2 separate regions of the Homo sapiens genome follow, and region 1 is linked to region 2. A link is a loop called in an ENCODE intact Hi-C map of the cell type or tissue named here. Cell type or tissue: mammary epithelial cell. All regions are shown on one strand.

Region 1 (8,000 bases), 94 kb before region 2:
AGAAATTTTCTTGCTACATAGGTATACATATGTATAAAACAACCAATAAAAGACAAAATGTTTGCTAACCTTAGAAATGCAAAATCAACTTGGAATCCCATCTTGGAATAGGATTCTAGAGCAAATGTATGTAGGACTTTTAATGGTGAGTCACCAAAAATATTGTTGCACCTTAGTTTTACAAAATATGTTTTCACATTTTAATATGTATTGATTAAAATTTTATTTTATAGCAGCAAGAACACTTACCATGAGCTCTACCCTCTTAACCAAATTTTCAGTGTATAATACGGTAACCAGAGGTACAATGTTGTACAGGAGACTTCCAGAACTTACACATCTTGCGTAACTGAAACTCCATGCTCATTCCCCTCTCATTCCAGCCCCTGGTGACCATCATTCCACTCTTTGATTCTATGAATTTGCTTATTTTAGATATCTCACATCAGTGGAATCATGGAGTACTTGTCCTTTCTGACTGGTTTATTTCATTCAGCATAATGTCCTCAAGGTCCATCCATGATGTCACATATTGCAGCATTCCCTGTATGCATCTTTATATACTCTTAAAAAATTGACACTTAATAATTGTACATGTTTATAGGGAACATAGTGATTTTTCAATACATACAACTTATGGTGATCAGATTAGGGTAATTCATATATCTATCATCTCAAGCATTTATCATTTCTTTGCATTAGGAACATTCAATATCCTCCTTCTAACTATCTGAAACTACATACTGTATTATTTTTATAGTCATCCTACAGTGGTATACAACACCAGAACTTATCCATACTGTGTAGCTGTAAGTTTCTATTCTTTAACAAATTTCTCCACTGTATGTAAATTCCACATTTTCTTTATCCATTTATCCAGCAGTGGACATTTAGTGTTTCCATATCTTGGTTGTTGCGAACAGTGTTGCAATGTTTCTGAAATAGAAATTTATCTTCTAATCTGTATGTATGTTGAACATGGTGCCCATTTTTCTATTTCTCTTAATCCTAAAAAAAAAAAGCTGTTATTAAATCAACAAGCAGCTAACTGTCAATGGTACCTTCAAATCAAGCAAATATATTTTTCCTGAGAAACTGAGAGTAGGGAAGAATCCATTTTTTTATGAAATATCTTCTCTAAAATTAATCCTTGCTGCTGATATAAAAGGATCCAGATATCAATCCCCATATTTCTTTATAAGCCAAACTTCTGAGGCAGGTTTCCCCACCCACCTGTGTGCTGAGTCCCCACAAGAATGGTGATGGACCCTGAGAAACTGACTCAGCCAAATCCCTCACAAGCAAGGCCTGGTGTTCCCAGTGTCCAATGGCCTGTAAGTCAGTCAAGAGTTTCCTTGCCATCAGCCATTTTGCTTCAAATAGCCTACCAAGTTCATTCCAACACAGAAAGGCATCTGAGAACTGCATATTGTTTTCCAAACAACCCATTATCTGGTGGCCTACTGAAAAATTAGTTGAGGGAGAATCTGTGCTGAGAGATAAATCTTTCTGTGACATTTCAAGACTCATCCTCAGCCAATTAGAACTGCCACTGTGAGAGCAGCCTGTTAGCACACATTCCAACCACGTTAACCCCAGAAGTTCTGAAAGAAGCCCCTTAGCAGACCTACAGTGTCCTCTGCATTCTGGGAACTGATGGGAAAGCATGTGCATGTGTTGACTTATGGTGGAGCAAACCCCAAACAGGTTTGTGGCCAGAAATGGGATAGAACTAAAGAGTCAAAGAACTGAATTGAGAAATTGCAGACATTAAAAAAAGCTATTTCTAGAAGGAGTGGCTCTTTAGCGACAGGATTTACTCTGACCTCCGAATGCAACCTTGGGCCACACAGGAACCTGGACTCCTGGACAGATGAATTAGGGTGCTTTATTTCAAAATGAAATTGACCATAATGGTTAGTTTGGTGAGTTTCCTAGTGGAGTTTTGGCCTGAGGTTTTAAAAACTGCTCCAGGTCAAGACACTCTGAACCTCTTTCTATGCTATTTAACTGGCCCTATATTCCTCAGTGATCTTTTTTGGAAAGAAGGTGGAGCCATATGTCCTTTTAACAATACTCATAGCTTGCCATTTACAAAGGTTACCTTTACCAGGGGAGCTAGGTACTTTGCAAACATACAACTAACATCATGCACTGCTGGGGACATTTACACCACCAAATCATTACATAAATATTGCTTCATTAAGTCACAGAACATTCCTAAAGATAACTAGGCACCTCTGCTCCCATTTTTCTAGTTGGATAAACTGAGGTCCAGAGAAGACAATTCCTATACTCAAAGTCACCAAAATAAAACAGTTTATTTTCACTGGATCCCCTTCACAAATAGAAAAGTCCCCATTTTGGCTCCTCGTTGTTAATACAGAGGACACTTAGTTTGGAAACCCTTAGCCTAGAGAACTGCCAAATTCTGTTTTCTGATGCCAGTGACACAAAGCCCCAGCAGCCCACAGGACAGAAGGAGCTAGCACATCTCCAAGCTGAGGGACTCCGTGGCTGCAGGCTGTGTGCAAATGGACCCAGCTCATAAGCCAGCCTCATTTTTCACAAATGACACCATCTTTGGATCTGCACGCATCTGGCCATAGAGTAACTTTCAAAGAGTGTTTGTCAAAAGCTTATTCTCTCAGAAGAGTTCCCAGGAGAAAACCCCTATTCCTCTCAGCAGTCAAATCAAAAGGCCCCTCTCCCTGAAACCCCACACACAGGCACCACAGTGAGGAGGAATCACAACCGTAAAATAAGGGGCCAGAGTCCCGCAGAGGCCCCTGTGCCTCTCTCCCGGGGAGGTGGCAGGGATATCTGTGTACACGGCACTCTCCAACTGAACTGGGCCTCCTGTCTTGAGTAAAACTAAAAATAAGGGTGATAACAAGAAAGATTTATCTGAGACTGAAAGGAAGTTCTGACATTACCATAATGGCATCTCTCCAGAAAGTCTGTTCTTTCCTTTCCATTCACATCTCCACTTAGTATTTTTCTGAAAATATAGCTAAAGGCAACTATTCTTTCCCCATGGTTCACAACTATCAGATTGCCCAAGCTTGCACAGACTGCCCCCAAAACATGGTTAGTTAATTACTCACCAACAGAAATACCAAAAGCAACAAATCAGTTGCACACATATGTGTTTGAGAACCCTTATTGTTCTAAGAGACTCCTAATTACACATTTCCTCTGGTATCTACCCCTACCCCTCCCTACTTCCCTACGGGAGTCTGAGTAACACAATCAAAGAAGATTCTAAAGAGGCTTGTCATATCCTGGGGTTTACAAGACATGGTATTCAAAAGGCAATGATGTTAATATTGTTTTACAGTATGCTGGCTGCTTGGGGGGTTTGCAGCCATCTGTGTTCATTAACCCCTTTTTAAGTCAGGGGAAGGGCTGGGGTTGGCTCATTCACAGAGTTATGCTGCCTGCCTCATCACTCACTTCCTCTATCGAGTCATTGACTTGGGGGCATCAGGCATGATTTATTAGTAGGAAACATACCAGTAGACTTTGGTACAACAAGCATCTCCTAATTTTGCCCTAGCCAATCCCTATAAGAACCACTATCTGTATTACCTCTGAGTTCTCCAAGAGCTGATTCTAGAATATCCAGGTAGGTGTGAGTTACGAGCACAGAAGATTTTATTAGATCCACCGTCAAGGACTCCTAATACAGGCCTATTGCTACTGATGGATGACCTGGTTACCATATATATGAGGTAGTTACATTTATAATACAACGCACTTTTTTGTGTGAATCTGATAAAAGCTATGAACTCTAATTCCAGAAAAAAAAAATGTTCTTTCTCTCTTTCACACAAAAACGCACACCCCATATAATTCTGGGAGGTTCATGACCCACTGAAGCTCATCTGGGTCCACCAGCCCCAGCTGAGGAGATCTCATTTCATTAGAAGTTTAGCTTATTCTAAATATTTACCATGCCCTTCCCCACACTCCCATTATAATCATGGCTAATGTATTTTCATGATCTTTAATTTTTCCCACATTTGAATCAAATGATCTCCTCACTGATAGGAAGGGAACATTCTACTATCACAGTCTTTCATTTTAACAGATACACAGGCATCAAGGGCTTAATACAGGCAAGCACGGTGGTGGTCAGTGTGACGTGTTAACTTGGCTGTGTGACGTGTTAACTAACCTGTGATGGTCAGTGTGACGTGTTAACTTGGCTGAGTGACGTGTTAACTAACCTGTGATGGTCAGTGTGACGTGTTAACTTGGCTGTGTGACGTGTTAACTAACCTGTGATGGTCAGTGTGACGTGTTAACTTGGCTGAGTGACGTGTTAACTAACCTGTGATGGTCAGTGTGACGTGTTAACTTGGCTGTGTGACGTGTTAACTAACCTGTGATGGTCAGTTTGACGTGTTAACTTGACTGTGTGACGTGTTAACTAACCTGTGATTCTCAGTGTGACGTGCTAACCTGGCTGTGTGACGTGTTAACTAACCTGTGACGGTCAGTGTGACGTGTTAACTTGGCTGAGTGACGTGTTAACCAACCTGTGATGGTCAGTGTGACGTGTTAACTTGGCTGTGTGACGTGTTAACTAACCTGTGACGGTCAGTTTGACGTGTTAACTTGGCTGTGTGACGTGTTAACTAACCTGTGACGGTCAGTGTGACGTGTTAACTTGGCTGAGTGACGTGTTAACTAACCTGTGATGGTCAGTGTGACGTGTTAACTTGGCTGTGTGACGTGTTAACTAACCTGTGACGGTCAGTGTGACGTGTTAACCTGGGTGAGTGACGTGTTAACTAACCTGTGACGGTCAGTTTGACGTGTTAACTTGGCTGTGTGACGTGTTAACTAACCTGTGATGGTCAGTTTGACGTGTTAACTTGGCTGTGTGACGTGTTAACTAACCTGTGGTGGTCAGTTTGACGTGTTTTGGCTGTGTGATGTGTTAACTAACCTGTGATGGTCAGTTTGACGTGTTAACTTGGCTGTGTGACGTGTTAACTAAACTGTGACGGTCAGTTTGACGTGTTAACTTGGCTGTGTGACGTGTTAACTAACCTGTGACGGTCAGTTTGACGTGTTAACTTGGCTGTGTGATGTGTTAACTTGGCTGTGTGACGTGTTAACTAACCTGTGACGGTCAGTTTGACGTGTTAACTTACTTGGCTGTGTGACGTGTTAACTAACCTGTGATGGTCAGTTTGACGTGTTTTGGCTGTGTGACGTGTAAACTAACCTGTGATCGTCAGTTTGACGTGTTAACTTGGCTGTGTGACACGTTAACTAACCTGTGATGGTCAGTTTGACGTGTTTTGGCTGTGTGACGTGTTAACTAACCTGTGATGGTCAGTTTGACGTGTTAACTTGGCTGTGTGACGTGTTAACTAACCTGTGACGGTCAGTTTGACGTGTTAACTTGGCTGTGTGACGTGTTAACTAACCTGTGACGGTCAGTTTGACGTGTTAACTTGGCTGTGTGACGTGTTAACTTGGCTGTGTGACGTGTTAACTAACCTGTGACGGTCAGTTTGACGTGTTAACTTACTTGGCTGTGTGACGTGTTAACTAACCTGTGATCGTCAGTTTGACGTGTTAACTTGGCTGTGTGACATGTTAACTAACCTGTGATGGTCAGTTTGACGTGTTTTGGCTGTGTGACGTGTAAACTAACCTGTGACGGTCAGTGTGACGTGTTAACTTGGCTGTGTGACGTGTTAGCTAACCTGTGATGGTCAGTTTGATGTGTTTTGGCTGTGTGACGTGTTAACTAACCTGTGATCGTCAGTTTGACGTGTTAACTTGGCTGTGTGACGTGTTAACTAACCTGTGATGGTCAGTGTGACGTGTTAACCTGGCTGTGTGACGTGTTAACTAACCTGTGATGGTCAGTGTGACGTGTTAACTTGGCTGGGTGACCTGTTAACTAACCTGTGACGGTCAGTGTGATGTGTTAACTTGTCTGTGTGACGTGTTAACTAACCTGTGACGGTCAGTTTGACGTGTTAACTTGGCTGGGTGACGTGTTAACTAACCTGTGACGGTCAGTGTGACGTGTTAACTTGGCTGTGTGACATGTTAACTAACCTGTGACGGTCAGTTTGACGTGTTAACTTGGCTGTGTGACGTGTTAACTAACCGGTGACAGTCAGTTTGACGTGTTAACTTGGCTGAGTGACGTGTTAACTAACCTGTGATGGTCAGTGTGACGTGTTAACTTGGCTGTGTGACGTGTTAACTAACCTGTGATGGTCAGTGTGACGTGTTAACTTGGCTGAGTGACGTGTTAACTAATCTGTGATGGTCAGTGTGACGTGTTAACTTGGCTGAGTGACGTGTTAACTAACCTGTGATGGTCAGTTTGACGTGTTAACTTGGCTGTGTGACGTGTTAACTAACCTGTGATGGTCAGTTTGACGTGTTTTGGCTGTGTGACGTGTAAACTAACCTGTGATCGTCAGTTTGTTGTGTTAACTTGGCTGTGTGACGTGTTTACTAACCTGTGATGGTCAGTTTGACATGTTAACTTGGCTAGGCTGCAATGCCCAGTTAGTCAATCAAATACTAATCTCGTCATTGCTGTGAAGCCATTTTTGTAGATGAGATTAACATTCAAAAATAAAATTGGTTTTAAATAAAAGAGATGATCCTGGATAATCTGGGTGGGTCTCACCCAATCAGCTGAAAGGCCCTACAGGCAGAACTGAGGTTTCTGGAAAGAAATCCCACTTGTGGACAGCAGCTTCAGCCTGTGCCAGAAAGCTCCAGCTGCCATTCCTGATGGCCTGCTTTACAGATTTCAGACTTGCCTAGCCAGCACCCATCATCATGTGAGCCAACTCCCTGCAATGCACCCCTTTTGATGTCTCTTACTAGTTCTGTGTCTCTGGTTTAACCCTGACTGATGCAGATTTTGCTACAAGGAAGTGAGTTATTGCTAGAAGAAATACACTTTAAAAATGTGCAGCTGGCTTTGGAATTGGACAATGAGTAGAGGCTCAAAGAACTTGTAAGTGCATGATAGAAAAAGCCCAGATTGTCTTTACCAGCGAATCCATAGAAGCCCTTCTGGTGAGGTCTCAGAAAAAAATTAGAAGCATGTTGTTGGAAACTAGAAGAAAGGCAATTTTTGTTATACAGAAGCAGAAACTTAGCTGAATTGTTTTACAGTTAGTGTAAAGCAAAACTTTTAAGCCATTAATGTGGACATTTAGCTGATGAGACTTCCAAGCAAAGTACTCAAGGTGCAGCCTGGTTTCTTCTTTCTGCTTATAGTAAAATGTGAGCAAAAATAGATTAATTGAGGAAAGAAGTGTTACGCAAAAAAAGACCCTTGATTTAGAAATTAACAGCTTGTTTAAATTGCAAAATATGCTAAAATTAGAAGATCCACTGTTAACAAAATGTCCTCTGGAGAGAACGCCAAGTATATGACTGAACACCCTGTTGCTAGAACTGAAGGGAATGGGTATGTGACCCTTGGATATGAATGGATATCAGCATAGGTCAGAAAGAAAGATGAGATTATCTAAGAAATTCTGTGGAGGACCCTTTTGTCTAATAATATGAATCCCTATGACACATACAGGAGAATCACCAGGTTTTTGAGAATATTACATCAGTAGAAACATGTCCAGCTTAGACTGAAAGGATCAAGGACATGACTAAATGAAAGAAGGTTGCTAGACTCCCAAAATTCCATAGAAAGAAAATAAGCTCATAAAACTACAAAGTTGCAAACATGTGCTACCCTTCATGAAAAAAGGAAAGATGACTGTGAGGGCTGAGCTTTGGAACCAGAGCCCAGAATTGCAAGGCCAGAAGGCAGAGCTATGGGCCCAGAGGGCAGTGAAATTAGCCTCAGGGGATTATTCCCAGGCCTTGCATGTAATGGAATTTGCCCTACTGGATTTGGAAGGTGCCTGGGTCTGGGTAACCTTTTCTTCCTTCCATTTTCTCCCCTTTGGAATAGGAGTGCCTACAACTGTTATTCTATGCTT
Region 2 (8,000 bases):
AGAGAAAGAAATGCTGGGACATCCAGCTGTCACACAGCTAACCGGAAAGCCATGTGGTCAAACAGAGGCACATTGGAGCTCTTAGGTGGAAAAATGGGTGCCCACTTAAAAGCTACACAACCTGGAACACGGTGTCAGGACACTTTAATTCTTTCTCCTCCTGTCCTCATCTGGTAGCCTCATGCAATTCAGAGGAAACACAAAGCGGAGCATTCCCAAAGGGCTCACATTGTTTGGGATTTGTCCACGTTGACTCTTCAGGCTGCAGTTGCATTTGCTGGATACCTGCTATGTGCCAAATCTCATCTCCCTCCCTTCCATCAAAACAAACAAATCCCAATAGGGAGTAGTGAGGTTATAAAAGGATTACCTCATTTAAACTTATTATAAACACACATACACACACCCCACAGGTCCCAACTGCAGAACTATTAAATCAACTTGAAGTAATGACAGGTGGATAGGCAGATGGAACAAAGTACTTCCCATAAACATAGAGTCGGATTTGAACCCCTATCGCACAGCCAGGCAGGGGCTACTCACAAAGTTAACTCTCATTCCTCTTTGCCCTCATTACTCCCCATAACTTGCTCATCTTTCTGTTGTAGAATTGGTCACTCCGGATTGTACTTATTTGTTTAACTTCCTTTCTATCACCACACTGAGCATCTTAAGGGCCACATCAAAGCTTTTTCTATCAGTACACCCAGAGCTCAGCACAGCATTGGCACACTGTATGTGCTCAATAAATGCTTATGAATGAAAGAATATATGAATTAGTGGGGTAGACTCTCACTTGTTTTTGAAAGTGTGGTGAAAACTCACTCTATTTCTATGTACAACACTGCAAAATTCAGGTAATTGTTCATTTATTTTAGAATTCCTTAAGAAAATTCAATAAGTAAGCCATAATGAAATAATTTGGGGAATTTAAGAGATCAGTAGAGATCATTAAATTCAGTTTCCTGTCTTTAATTAAATTTTCCATTTCCAAGTGGGTGTTTGGCAAATACACATGGGTTTTATCTAGCAGGACCAATGGGATAATCACAACCAGGTTGAATTCTATTGGGCAATAAAAATTCAGCATCAATGGGGCTCTGTGGGGAGAAAATAAATCGGCCTTATTCTGAATATACCAGACATCATTTTGCTGAAAGCCGACTTAATGTTTCATATCTGGCTACCAATCCGGGAAAAATGACCAATTCCTATTCCAGAAACATGGGTGGAAGTAAATCAAGAATTCAAATAGTTAGTGATACCTTGAATTTTCCTTTGACATCCATTCCCTTCACTTCCCTACAGTTCTCATTCCTCTTTAATTACTCTTAAAATTGTAATCCATTTAGTTTCAAAACAGCAAGGAATCGTTGTGCATCTACAAGGTGCAGTTGGAACCTGACTCAGTTTACTCAGCAGCAATAATGTTATAAAGCCACCTTTCTATCACCTACCTGCCTATCTATATTAATTAATATGTGCAAAGAGCAAGGAGCTCCCTATAGAGAATGGCCCTACATATTCACAAAGGGCTATTATCATTAATTGCCAGTTAGTAATTAGATGTCACTAGTTCCATTATCATATCCATAGACTTGTGAATGCTTAAGCCATAATGTTGCCATTTCAAGTGTTGTCAAATGTGGATGTCAAATGTCTTTCAATGTCATGTCCTCTTTGGGGCAGGGAGAATGACATTGTAGTACCGCCTTTTGGGCAATTTTGAGTTAATAGTGAGGCAAGTGGCTCTCAAACAGCTTCAAACAATAACCCCTTATTGGATTACCAGACAATGAATTAATGGCCACTAAGAGACTGGCAGATCATATCTTAATTAAGCCCAGGCAGTTGAGAAGGCTCTGTGACTCCTTTTAATTGCATTTCCATAGCTCACATGGGCTGTACTTCACTTTGGCCAGAGGTTTGCCCAATTTTTGAATGCCAACATAGCAAAGCATCTTAAATCATCACTAAATGTTGCGAATGTAAACTAGTTTATCTAAACCTCAAGAAATTACTACGCCAATTGTTAATAATGCTATCACACACTTCTTTAGTTTAAATATCTAAGATCTAAAAATTGGACAGCTTTATCCTCTTCCACTCAGCAGGGAGATGGATTGATTTTTTTCTTTTAGCACCAAGCAAGCCGACCAGGGCACTGAAGGAAGGATTATACTAGAGTTTGACTGGGTAACCTTGACTTTCTGTGTTTCAGTGTATAGCATCAAAAGAATAGAACATGACTGCTCCCTGCCCACAGACATGTGGAAATATTAAAGAAAATATGTTTGAAAATCCCCTTAGCTTCATGGATTCAAGAATCCTATGTCTGGTTCCTAACTTTGCTTCCAAGTATGTACCCAAGAGCGAGCGATTTACATGCTCTCGGAGGCTCTGTACCCTCACTTAAAAAACAAGGGAGTTAGACTGGAACCCAGACAAGAGTTTTGTTTTCTAAACTGCATCCTAGGGGACTTATCTGCCACAGAATGTTAATACGTGTTTCTGATAAAAGGGTTTCCCGGTCAGGTACATTCAAGTATGCAGGTGAAAAACCAGGTTAAACATAGGTTAATGCATTTCAAATCTGAAGTTTTACTCTCACAGCCTTCAATGTGCTAATGTAATTCTCCAAACTCTGGGTTGTGCAAGCAATATTTAACAAACTTATTAAACTAAGGAAACGTATTTTGGTAGAGGATGCATGGTTCTAGTGTGGGAACTAATATTAGGAATCACTGAGTTCTGATAGTGTTCCATAGAGCCTTAGGTTACTGCTGCGGGAGCCTCGGGAACAGTCATAGGCAATAGGGAAGAGACTCTAGAGCCTTAGGTTACTGCTGCAGGAGCCTCGGGAACAGTCATAGGAAATAGGGAAGAGACTCCAACCTCATCAGCCCCTTAGCCAGAGCAGGTCTACTGTTTTTTTTCTTCTGACTTTGTTTGCTTTAATTTCTTAATAATGAGTAAGATTTGTTCAAAAGAATAGGTGCTCTGACCCGAATAATTTGAAATCCACCAGACTAGGTGTTCTAAAATCCCCTCCATTGCCAACATCCCTGAGTCTATTACTGTTTTAAAGAAAAATATGTAATAAAATAAAACATGCATAAAATTAGCTTTCATAAGTTCTCTAAATTCAATTTGTGATGGTTTTATTCCAGGCTTTCTAGCCAATGCTATTGTTCCATCCATTGTCAATTTGCACTTCACACTCGAGGGTATGAAATATACCTTTAGTTTTGAAGCAGCCTTTTTATCTCACTGAATAGATGATATGCGCTCTCATTCTCAGCATTCCAGAAGGTACAGCTCAGCTCATCTGACTTCATGTGGCTCCCTTCTCTCCTGACCACAGAGCCTTCTTCTGACCATGAAGAATTTTTGCAGAAGGGCGTCCCCCTTGGACATAACTCCAGGTGCTTGCACTGCCATCCTTCCTGACTTGGTAATTAATCTGGGCAACTTTCTTTTTCTCTTCAGCTCATAATTGATTTTCTCCATAAATTATTTTGGGCTGTTTTTGCATATCAAAGGCCACATAAAGAGTCATTGTACTGAGCTGTTAATGGGTCCCTGAGAATGGAGACTTGTTTCCCTTTTTTTTCCTTTTCTTCGAGAAACTCACATTGCATTGGGTTACAAAGGTTTCTCCTTCAGATCTTAATTGGACATCAGAATTTACAGTATCTAGTCAAAAAGAACAAAATCACCTCTTTCTGACTTTAATCTACAATCCTAGCCCTTACCAGCTATATTTACGTAAGCCTTTAACCATGTCACACAAATGAAATGTTCAAGTGGCTTTATACATTCAGGATTAGGAGTAAATTAGTCAATGAGCTGGCAAGACCTTAAGACCAAAATCCTTTTTTTCCTTTATGTGAGGAAAGCAATTGCTCATGAATGCTGTAACTTCTATTGCCTAGGGCTGAGGAAGAGGTATGCGCCTGAGTGATTGGTGGAGCCCAGTGTGAAGACAGTTAAAACATACAGAGCTATTTGGCATGGGCAGAATAGCCTTGCATGACATACACCAGCTCATTGTTTTCACAATAGGAAGAGCAGACGCTCTTGGGAAATTTGGCAGTACAACACGTGGGGTGACAGCACACAGCACTGAAGGCATATAATGTAAAAACTGTTACGCGTAGTCGCTTTTTGTTTTCCTTCCATTAAAAATGCAGCGAACTATCTTACCATTCCCCAACTTTACCAAATGGCACTGGTGAGTGGGGTAGCAGAGATCAATCCATGCATTTCTGAAGGGATGGGTTCCTCAGTGTGTGATAAGCCAAATATATTTGATTTCCAATATGCATGTATGCATAGAAAGCTTCCAATGGATGGTGCTGACATTTATCTTCAGCATCTAGGACTGGTGGGGCTGGTCACCCCTGTGCTCATGAGTGAAAGTAAATGTCAGGAAAGATTAGTGGTCATGTACTACCCACACACACCGATATTTTTCATTCTCTGTGTATTCCTCATGCTGCTCTTCATTTAGGGAACAGTTGTGAGAAATTAAATGTACCTGTGCTCCGGAGGGAGCAGAATTATGGAAATGAGGGCTGTGTTATCATGTAGCACTTTCGCTGAGATGCTTTTCAAAGCAAAATACTACTCACCCTCTTGTTTTCTTCTGCAAATTAGAAACAGAGGCCTGAAGAAGACTTTGTATTCTTGAGTCTGTCCGTGACCTATGGATCTCAGAACTCCAGAGAGCATCCTGGACATTTTATTTTTACTATTAATTGGATCCATTCATTTGTGATTTCAGTTATGACTGAACTGGGGTGAAAGAGGGTGGAGAGGAAGAACTGACACTGAAACATTCTTCTAAATTATCTGTGTGTTGAACAGTGTGCCCATCTCCTATAGTTAAAAAAGACAAAAGGAAGGAAGAATGAAAGAAAACATGAATCTATTCAACAACTCCTTATGATTGAAAGTGGGAAGAGAACGTTGAAAATTCATCCAAGGTAAAAGGCAACTGAGAAGGAAGAGTCAAGTGACAGCAGTCCATAAACCATACTGTCCCCGACCTGGCCAACTGGTGGCCAAGGCAAAACAGGAGCAAGAATAATCAGAACAACCCATCTCCTGTACTCACCCATGCTCGGGTATAAGCTTCCCCTTTGTGCTCTTATCACCTCTCTTTTCATCGCTTGGACTTCATCCCATTAAGCTTATTGAAAGCTGAGTTAAACTGAAGAAGAAAGGAAGAAAGGAAGGAAGGAAGAAAGGAAGGAAGGAAGGAAGGAAGGAAGGAAGGAAGGAAGGAATGAGGGAGGGAGGGAGGGAAGGAGGGAAGGAAGGACCATCAAACTGCACCAATCACAGATTTAAAATGCATTCAAAGGCCACTGGGTTCTTTTTGAGCAGGTAACAAGACCCCAGGGAGGGCAGGTTAGGCCTAAGGACATCTCTCTTCTGATGCCAGAGCTGCTTGGTTCTGCCAACAGACTCCAGAGTTGAGTTAATCATATCTCGGATCCTGCACAGAGCACAACACAAAGCTCTCCAGAATAAATGACAGGAAATCCTGGGCAGAATGTTTTCCCTTTCCTGATGACCAGAGATTGAAATTCCACTCCAGAAATCCTCTCCTCTCATGACCCTCTTCCTTTCAAGTGGAAGAGCGGTAAGCTGAGGACTCTCGAATCCAACCCATCTATGTCATCACAGGAAGGAAACCGTGGAGAAAAGACATTTACACCAACTCAGGCAGAAAAGGCACAAAACAAACACACCGTTAAATAGGGTGGCAAGCAACCCAAACACATCTGATGACAAATTCATTCACGTAGGCCCTTATTTAAGCTTTTATTGGGGTTTTGTTTGGAGGTTTTTTTTCCCCCCTCCCCTAACATTTTAAGGCTTATAAATCTAGAAGACTAGGCTTTCCATTGAAGGCAAGATTCGGCCAGGCGCAGTGGCTCACGCCTGTAATCCCAGCACTTTGGGAGGCCAAGGCAGGTGGATCATGAGGTGAAGAGATAGAGACCAGCCTGGCCAACATGGTGAAACCCTATCTCTACTAAAAATACAAAAATTAGCTGGGCATGGTGGCGTGCACCTGTAGTCCTGTTACTTGGGAGGCTGAGGCAGAAGAATTGCTTGAACCCGGGAGGCAGAGGTTGAAGTGAGCTGAGATTGCTCAACTGCACTCCAGACTGGTGACAGAGCAAGACTCTGTCTCAAAAAAAAAGAAGGCAAGATTCTTATTTTGGTCCCACTTGTTACCTGAAAAGGCAAAAAATAAGAAGAAAGAAAAACAAGGAAACTAGGCAGTTATATTACTGTACCTGAATATTTTTTAAGGCACAAGATAGGTCAGATTGCATTGTCTGAAGAACTCCACTAAGAAAAGAAAACTCACTTGTCAATGCAGGGAGATCTACTGAAGGTTTTTGCAAACTATTAATAAATGGAGTGGAGGCTCGCAGAAGGACACGATATAGGCATAATTTAGGACATTTGTGATATGTTTTAGCCTTTTCAAAAGTTTAGACTATTCCAGTCTCTGTCTTATTTCCCCCTCTAAATTTGAAAGTTTTGTAGGTCAGACTGTAAAAACACTAGGACCTAATAATTATGCAGTGCTAAGTATGTGCCAAGCCTTGCACATATGTTATCTCACTAAATTTTCACAATAACTCTATGAGAAAAAAAAATATTTTTCAAGTGAAAAGACTAAGGCAAAGAGCATTTTAGTGACTTACCCAAGGTCATGTTTTTTATAAATGCCAGGGTCAAAATTTGAACCCAGGCAGTCAGATCCAAGAGCCCATGCTTACATCTTCTAATCTCTTTTCACATTACACGTATCTTTTGTGCACCTCTCAGACGTTATGCTATGCTCACAGAAGATGCTAACTCACTATGTGTTGAACTCATTAACATGAGAGCAAAGAGGTATAAGTTCACATGTAGATTATAAATATGCAAATGCTCATCACTGTTCAAATTGTCTATAGGACAAATATTCTGAGGTGCTAAGGAAAATGCAAAAGGACTCCTATCTTAAAAAAAGCTAGCCTAAATGCATTTTGGGTAAGGAATAAGTTATCACAGACACAATTTTAACACAATTCATTCATTCATTCATTCATTTGAACACAGATGTTCCTTGAACAACTCAGGAGTTAGGGTTCCAAGCCCCCATATAGTTGAAAATCTGGATATAACTTTTGACACCCCACAAAATTAATGACTAACAGCCTGCTGTTGAACAGATGCCTTACTGATAACACAGTCAATTAACACATATTTTGTATGTTACATGTATTACATACTGTATTATTAAAATAAAGTAAGCTAGAGAAAAGAAAATGTTATTAAGAAAATAACAAGAAAGAAAAAATATATGTACTACTCATGAAGTGGAAGTGAATCATCTGAAAGGTCTTCGTCCTCACCATCTCCAGCTGGAGTAGGCTGAGGAGTTGGTCTTCCAGCCTCAGGGGTGGCACAGGCAGAAGAAAATCTGCATATGAGTGAACCACACAGTCCAAGCCCATGTTGTGCATATTGAATGCCTATGCTGTGCCAGTTACTCTTCTTTTTTCGTTGTTGTTTTTCTCAGACTGAGTCTCACTCTGTCGCCCAGGGTAGAGTGCAGTGGTGCAATCTCGGCTCACTGCAACCTCTGCCTCCCGGGTTCAAGCGATTCTCCTGCCTTGGCCTCCCGAGCAGCTGGGATTACGGGCGCTCACCACCACATCTGGCTAATTTTTGTATTTTTAGTAGAGACGGGGTTTCCCCATGTTGGCCAAGCTGGTCTCGAACTCCTGACCTCAGGTGATCTGCCCACTGTGGCCCAAGGTGCTGGGATTATCGGCATGAGCCACAGCGCCTGGCCTGTGCCAGTTAGTCTTCTAAAAACAAGATGAGAAGAACAAAGCACTCCCCTCCTGCCCTTAGGGATTCACTGTGGAGTGGAGGAACAAGCATGGATGCTTCACATGAGAAGCACTAATAAAGGTTCACCA

Evidence for each region. Peaks named below come from ENCODE experiments on the same cell type or tissue, not always from the same donor. Only the 100,000 strongest peaks of a DNase experiment are listed, where the experiment ranks them.
Region 1: a loop joins it to region 2, with 5 times the contacts of the local background. A loop is called at or near these places in 2 of 110 quality-filtered maps.

What each region holds. Positions count from the first base shown.
Region 1 is chr11:132,067,562-132,075,561 of GRCh38, reverse strand. The region is part of intron 2 of NTM (neurotrimin); the gene reads right to left. It overlaps LOC124902795 (a long non-coding RNA gene), which reads right to left. Exons shown (of 2, transcript XR_007062958.1): 1 at 4,597-8,000; 2 at 207-4,388. Among named protein-coding and RNA genes, the nearest start is that of NTM-AS3, 170 kb to the right of the region's middle. In mammary epithelial cell, no CTCF peak of the experiment used is centred here; a DNase peak (open chromatin) is centred at 3,241; H3K27ac peaks cover 4,671 bases.
Region 2 is chr11:131,973,408-131,981,407 of GRCh38, reverse strand. The region is part of intron 2 of NTM (neurotrimin); the gene reads right to left. Among named protein-coding and RNA genes, the nearest start is that of NTM-AS3, 80 kb to the right of the region's middle. RefSeq lists enhancers at 1-249, 3,471-3,981. In mammary epithelial cell, no CTCF peak of the experiment used is centred here; DNase peaks (open chromatin) are centred at 3,357 and 3,967; H3K27ac peaks cover 2,199 bases.